Regions from separate parts of the Homo sapiens genome. Here region 1 is linked to region 2. The links are chromatin contacts, found by Hi-C or POLR2A ChIA-PET in ENCODE. All regions are on one chromosome and are shown on one strand. Each heading gives the region's core, a stretch centred on a gene start or an enhancer-like site at or near the end of the contact. The rest is flanking DNA. Distances are from core to core; before and after follow the strand shown. Region 1 has its middle 32 kb from the start of ERVFRD-1. Region 2 overlaps NEDD9 (neural precursor cell expressed, developmentally down-regulated 9).

Evidence for each region. Hi-C counts contacts between places; a loop is a spot of excess contacts on that map. ChIA-PET counts read pairs that join two places held with the same protein, here RNA polymerase II (POLR2A). Pooled maps may share reads with other maps.
Region 1: a loop to region 2 is called in a pooled map, with 2.7 times the contacts of the local background. The contact joins two enhancer-like sites. A Hi-C loop is called at or near these places in 4 of 168 maps with a recorded cell type or tissue (CD14-positive monocyte, PC-3, mammary epithelial cell and 1 more) and 5 of 50 pooled maps. POLR2A ChIA-PET finds 5 or more read pairs at or near these places in 1 of 52 experiments (activated T-cell).

What each region holds. Positions count from the first base shown.
Region 1 is chr6:11,142,309-11,145,660 of GRCh38, forward strand. No RefSeq gene overlaps it. Among named protein-coding and RNA genes, the nearest start is that of ERVFRD-1, 32 kb to the left of the region's middle. RefSeq lists an enhancer at 2,117-2,166. Within about 2 kb of position 1,588, at least 4 of the 41 ENCODE cell types and tissues checked have a DNase peak (open chromatin) inside an H3K27ac peak, as active enhancers do.
Region 2 is chr6:11,197,554-11,200,733 of GRCh38, forward strand. All of the region lies in intron 2 of NEDD9 (neural precursor cell expressed, developmentally down-regulated 9), which reads right to left. Among named protein-coding and RNA genes, the nearest start is that of NEDD9, 34 kb to the right of the region's middle. RefSeq lists an enhancer at 1,677-1,726. Within about 2 kb of position 1,523, at least 4 of the 41 ENCODE cell types and tissues checked have a DNase peak (open chromatin) inside an H3K27ac peak, as active enhancers do.

The DNA of each region.
Region 1 (3,352 bases), core at 338-2,837, 55 kb before region 2:
ACTTTCGAAGAAATTGTGCCAACAGGAGGCTATTGCAGTAGTTTATGCAAAAGATGACATGAGTCTGCAAGGCTGGTGGTAGTGGGGACAAATTGAAGAGATACTGATGGGAGTCAATTTGACAGGTTTTGATAATTGGTTAGATACAGGAAGTGAAAGACAAGGATTAGTCAATGGTGAATCACTGCTGGACACTGGGGTGGAATGTATTTGAGGGGACAGTTTGGGCATAATCCCAGGTGCGCGTAAGACCAGTGGAAATGGCCAATCCAGATCTTAGGATCTCAGTCAGAAGAACTGAGATCCCATCCAAATGCTATAACTTGACAGTTGGAAATTTATTTAACCTCCCTGTTTCCTGGTCTGCTAAATGGGAATGATAATATCTATCTCATAGGATTAATTTTTAAAATACCCATCAAGCATATTAATATATAGTAAGAAATCAGTAACTTCACTGTCCCCCTCCCTTCTCCTTATTCATCTTTTTAAGTGTAGAAACCTTCTTCTTCTTCTTCTTCCTCTTCCTCTTCCTCCTCCTCCTCCTCTTCTTCTTCTTCATCTTCTCCCTCTCCTTCTTTCTTCTTCTTCTTCTTCTTTTTTTTTTTTTTTTGAGACAGTCTCGCTCTTTTGTTCAGGCTGGAGTACGGTGGCATAATCTCAGCTGACTGCAACCTCCGCCTCCCGGGTTCAAGCAATTCTCCTGCCTCAGCCTCCCAAATAGCTGGGACTACAGGCTGCACCACCACGCCCAGCTAATATTTGTATTTTTAGTAGAGATGGGGTTTTACCATGTTGGCCAGGCTGGTCTTGAAATCCTGACCTCAGGTGATCCACCCACCTTGGCCTCCCGAAGTGCCGGGATTACAGGCAGGAGCCACTGTGCCTGGCTCCATATTTCTATCTCTTGAGCCAACTGCCTTCTCAGTCAGTTAAACACTGGTTAAACTCAGCATCTGCAAGGTCAAGCTTATGACTTTCTCCAAACCTGGTGTTCCTCCAGTGTCCCTATCCAGTGGCTTAAGTCGTCAGCCTGGGTATCATTCTTGATACTCTCTGATGTCCTATATCCAGCACATCATCAGGTCTTGTTGATTTTTCTTCTGAAGTAGCTCTTGAAACCATATACTTTCTTCCATTTTCTTATTACTGTCTGTAGGCCAGGTAATGTAGTGGTCATAAAATTAGACATAAATTGTGGTCTGTGAAATTAGACTTCTGTATGCCTCTTTTTTCATCTGTAAAATGGGTATTAATAGTAGTACCTATCTCATAGGGCTTTTGTAAGGCTTAAATGAGTCAATACACAAAGCATCTAGAAGTGTGCCCAGCATATATCGGTTATTCCCTACCATGATAATGCTCACTTGGGCCACTGCAGTAGTGGCTGTTTCAAATCACTACAGCCCATCTTTAGTATTTTCTCTTATCGTTACCGAGAATGAGCTTTTCACAACTCAAATTTGTCTTCTTGCTTAGAACATGTGAATAGGTTCCCATTGCTCCTAGAAAAAAGGTAGAAAAGCTTCGACATGCCGGTGACATGCTGCACGGCTTCATTTGCTGCCTCGTCATCCTCTTACTCTACATGCTCATGGCCACATGAGTCATCGTTCAGTTGCGCAAACATGCTGTCCTCACTCAGACATCCCCACCCTACTCACTGGATCCTTCCACTGGCCGTGCCCCTCACTCACAAACTTGCCTTCTCTCTCCTTATCTTCCAGTCCTTCTTTCAATTTCAGCACACAAATCACTTTCTCAGGGAAGTGTTCTTTGAACACAGCCCCCTTTCCAGACAAAGAGTTTGTCTGGAAAGACAAACTGTCACAGAGAAGTCTTCCTTTCCCTCAGTGGCCTGATCCCAGACAAGAATTGAACATTTGTTGGTGGATTTTTTTAAATTAAGTGCCACCATTCCCACTATGTTGAATTAATTAAACAATATTTCAATATAAAGTAGAACTTATATCAAAATAACATTTTAGCCTGCAATCTTTTTATTGGAATCTGAGAGTGTAAAATATAAAAGATGCCTTATTCCTGCCTAATGAGAATCTCCTGAAAGTGGCGATTTTCTTTAATCAGCAAACACAAAAGTGTATGTTAATGAGATACATATTTTTCAAGCCCCCTAATTCTGCATCTTCTGTGTCCATTTCACTCCTTCATCTCTTCTGCAAAGGTCAAAGGATCCTGTCCAGTGCTGCTGGAACAGCAGCTTGTGACCACGAGGTGGCGACAGTTTTCAAGAGTTGGCAGGTGAGGACGCCTTCTATTCCGGTCTGGTCAGGGGTGTGCTCCTTTAGAAGGGTGTCACTGGATGGAAATTTGTTTGGTAATTATGTGGCACCCTGTTTTGTGTCATAGGCATTTTACCTAGCCTTCTTTACCTAAAGCGGCTGGGGCGAGCATAGAAGCTGTTGATCAAACTGGAGCACTTGAGAGTGAATGGGAGGAGAGTGGACTATACATCATTGGGCCAGGACAACAGATACAAACCAGGATTGTTCTGGCCACACAGGGGCATCTTTTTTCTCCCTCTAAAGCCAAGTCAGGGGACAATATTTACAGTCTCTCTGACACCTACTGATGAAGGCTTGAAGTTGGAGAGAAAAGGAGCGCTCCCAAATAGCATTTGAATTTTATCTCCCTGTGTAGAACTCCAGAAAGCAAATCATTTCAGAAAATGAGTGAGGAGAGGATGATTGATTCAAAGGCTCACATATTTATTTGTTGGAGTCAGAGAAACCCTACCTTTGGTGAGATGTTTTGAAAATAATAAAGTTTATTTTTTTTTTTTAATTTTGTTTTGAGACGGAGTCTTGTTCTGTGCCCAGGCTGGAGTACAGTGGTGTGATCCTGGCTCACTGCAACCTCCACCTCCCAGGTTCAAGTGATTCTCCTGCCCCAGCCTCCAGAGTAGCTGGGACTATAGGCATGAGCCACCACTCCTGGCTAATTTTTGTATTTTTAGTAGAGATGAGGTTTCACCATATTGGCCAGGCTGGTCTCGAACTCCTGACCTCAGGTGATCTGCCTGCCTCGGCCTTGCAAAGTGCTGGGATTACAGGCGTGAGCCACTGTGCCCGGCCTAAAATAGTAAAGCTTTGTGTTGAAGTACCTCTCATTTGCAAACTCCTTTCGCGTATACTGCCTTCATTGAACTTCACAGCTCTGTGAGGGGTAAGGAAGGAAGGAAAAGTCTTATCCTTACTTCACGGGTAAAGAAATTGAAGTGCAATTTCTTGGCCATGGATGTGATAAGTGCAAACCCTGGGCTTCTGCCTTGTTGCTTAGAGAAGGGGAGATACTTAAAGCATTCAAATCACTGTATGTCATTCAGCACAAA
Region 2 (3,180 bases), core at 273-2,772:
AGAGCTATGAAGCCGAGAAGGGCAGATTCTTCCATTTAGAAAAGGAAGAATCCATTTAATACATCTCCAAGTCTGGGTCCTGGCAGGATAGGATCAAAAGCCCAAAGACTGGCGTTATGTTAGTTCTCTAATTAATCTGCTTACATAAAAACAAGGAAACAAACTCGAATTGCCCCACCCCACACTTTGATGGTGTTTGATCCACACTGTTTTGAGTCTCAGATCCTGGCGGCATGAGTTTCTGGAGATGCTTTTGACACTTTCATGCCTCATAATTTTGAAAGCCATGTATGCTGAAATTTTAAAGAGGAGGGTCTGTGTTTGGATAGCAGAGAGAGATAGGGAGGTCTGAGAACCAGCATGATGACAGTCAGCAAGTTGGATGAGAGGCCCTTGGGACTCTTTCTGATGTTTCTGCATCTGTGTTCCCTGAGCTGGTACCCATAGCAGAGCAAGGGTCCTATACTCAGATGCTCACGGACCGAGCAAGCAGGGTGTAGGGAAGAAACAAGCCAGGCTTTGGTGCCGGGGAGACAGAACTCCTTCTACCGAAAGAGGGAAGACATTGCGCCCTGTGTTGCCAGATCTTTCACGTTTTCAGAAGCCAGAAATTTGGAATTTTATGTGAAACCTGGTTTTCAAAATTGACTTAAATTTTAAAAACAGTGTCTTGGCCAAACTAAACGCGTCTTTGGCCTCCGGGCTGCCAGTCTTTGCCTTCATCTGTGTATTTTTGCCCTCCTTCCTCTTGGAAATCTTCTGAAGGCAGGGCCCCCAGGCTCTGCACCAACTCCCTCCCTCGGCGAGAACTGAGCTGTCCATTTCCACAGATGCCCTGCACGCCCATACCTCTGTGCCTTCATCCATGCCATGTCCTTGTCTGAGATGCTCTTCTTTCTTTCCTCATATTCAAACTTTAATTGATTTTCAAGGCCCGGCTGAATGCCTTTCCCCCACCAAGCCCTTCCCAAACAGATAATATGTCTCTATCCTTGGAACTCCCTGAGCCAGTGATCCACACATCTCTGACAGCACTTATCACTTGTGGTTTGACGGTCTTGATGCATCTCATCTCTTCTTCCAGCATTTTAAAGTCAGAGATCATTCCCTCTTCATTTAAATATAAACCACAGGGCCTAGTACAGTGCCTAGCAGAGTAGGTCTTGCATAATCTATTGAGTGATACATTAATCAACTAAAGGAAAACTGAAGGCTATTAAGCAAGATGGCGTGAGGTCTGCCACTACAGAATAAGCTTGGTTTCCAGGTAAGCCAGCTCTGGGTTAAGTAGAACCCATGGGATATGGGGCAGAACAGTGCCCTATCAGCCATGCATGGTAGTGTTGGGCAAGAGAGGGATCCAAGAAGGCAAGGGAATGTTAGGTGAAGTTGAGAAATCAGAAACTGTAGAAGAATGCACCCCAAGTTGGGTGAAGCCACTATTGGCAGGCAAGGAGGGCTGCTGGATGGTTTCCTTTTCCCCAGTTGAGCTCGTATGTGACATGAACACCTGGGTTCTTCTTAACCACAAGCCAGAAACATGTGGGGGAGTGTTTTGGAAAAGGGAAACCAAAACAAACCCTGCTTTTTACCTCAACATCAGAAGGAACATACGATTGCTTTAGTTCTGGGGATGTGTGATAGGCTCGTTTATGAGAAGCTGTGTGCCAGAGGCCATGGCCCCACTGGGTCTTTTTCTGTTGCTTATTGGAAGAATTAGGTCTGAAGAGGGAAGTAATTGACAAACAGAAGCTGGACTCAGGCAGAGCTGGATCTAAATCCCGGTTCTACCACTCACAAGCTATGAGAACAAAGGTTCCATTCTAAGCCTGTTTTCTCATAGGTAAAATGGAAATTATACTTCCCTCATAGGCTATATGAGTATTAAATGAGATCAAGTGCATAAAGTACCTGGCATAAAGCCATAATAAGCCTTAGCTATTGTTATTGTTATTGTAATTGTCACCTAGGCTATATAGATTTTACCTTTTGACTTTGACTTCCAGAAATCATGGACTAGGTAATTGAGATTAACCATCTTGCTGAAGACAACTTAAAAAAATGAAGAAAAGCTAGGAAAGATCTTTTTTTTTTTTTTTTTTTTTTTTTTTTTTTTTTTTTTTTTGAGACAGAGTCTTACTCTGTCGCCCAGGCTGGAGTGCAGTGGTGAGATCTCGGCTCACCGCAAGCTCCGCCTCCTGAGTTCACGCCATTCTCCTGCCTCAGCCTTCCGAGTAGCTGGGACTACAGGCACCCGCCCACTGCGCCCGCCACCGTGCCCAGCTAATTTTTTGTATTTTTAGTAGAGACGGGGTTTTACCGTGTTAGCCAGGACGATCTCGATCTCCTGACCTCGTGATCCGCCCGCCTCGGCCTCCGAAAGTGCTGGGATTACAGGCGTGAGCCACTGCGCCCAGCCGAAAAGATCTTCTTAATAGTGTCAAGAGTTCAAGGATAATAAAGAATTACTAGGTCAAACTTTGGGAGAAGAGTTAATAGAGGTGAGATTGCTTTTCAAGCCTGGGGGCATTTGCTATTTTTTGCTGATCTGAAACTGGTGCCTGGGAGGCTGTGCTGGGTTTTCTACAGCTTCTTTGGGTAAGGGGGAACATTGGACTATAGGGCTCACCAAGGCAGGGACCCCAAACCACCCCCGACTTTGGGTTGGAACCCTAAGGACTGTATCCAAAATAAGGATTAACTGGAAGTAAACCCACCCTTGCACAGGCTGAAGACATCAGGGTTGCCAGAACAGCTCAAAGCATGGAATCAGATGTATGCTTGCCTATGAGGCTGGCAGAAGGAAACAAAATTCTCTCTGGAGGCAGAGAACATCTTTATAGGCTTCACATTATTTCTACAAATGTACTGAAAATACAATGTCCCACATACAATCAAAGATAAACAGGAATTCAGGGGACAAGACAACAGGAACAAGACAAGCAACAGTCAATTCTTGCTTTCTAATGTGATAAGAATGTTATGTATGTCTTAGTAATCACAGATCTCAAGGCTGTTTCCTTTCAAAATGTTTTAGGATCAAATCATGGGAGAAATGAAGATTTAATCATTCCTAAATTTAAGTCAGATAGAAAGAAATCAATCTTTAGGAATGTATAGTGCTCAAAATGAGATCTACGAGGCAGTGAGAATTTCAAACCAAAGCAGCAAATGGTAAGA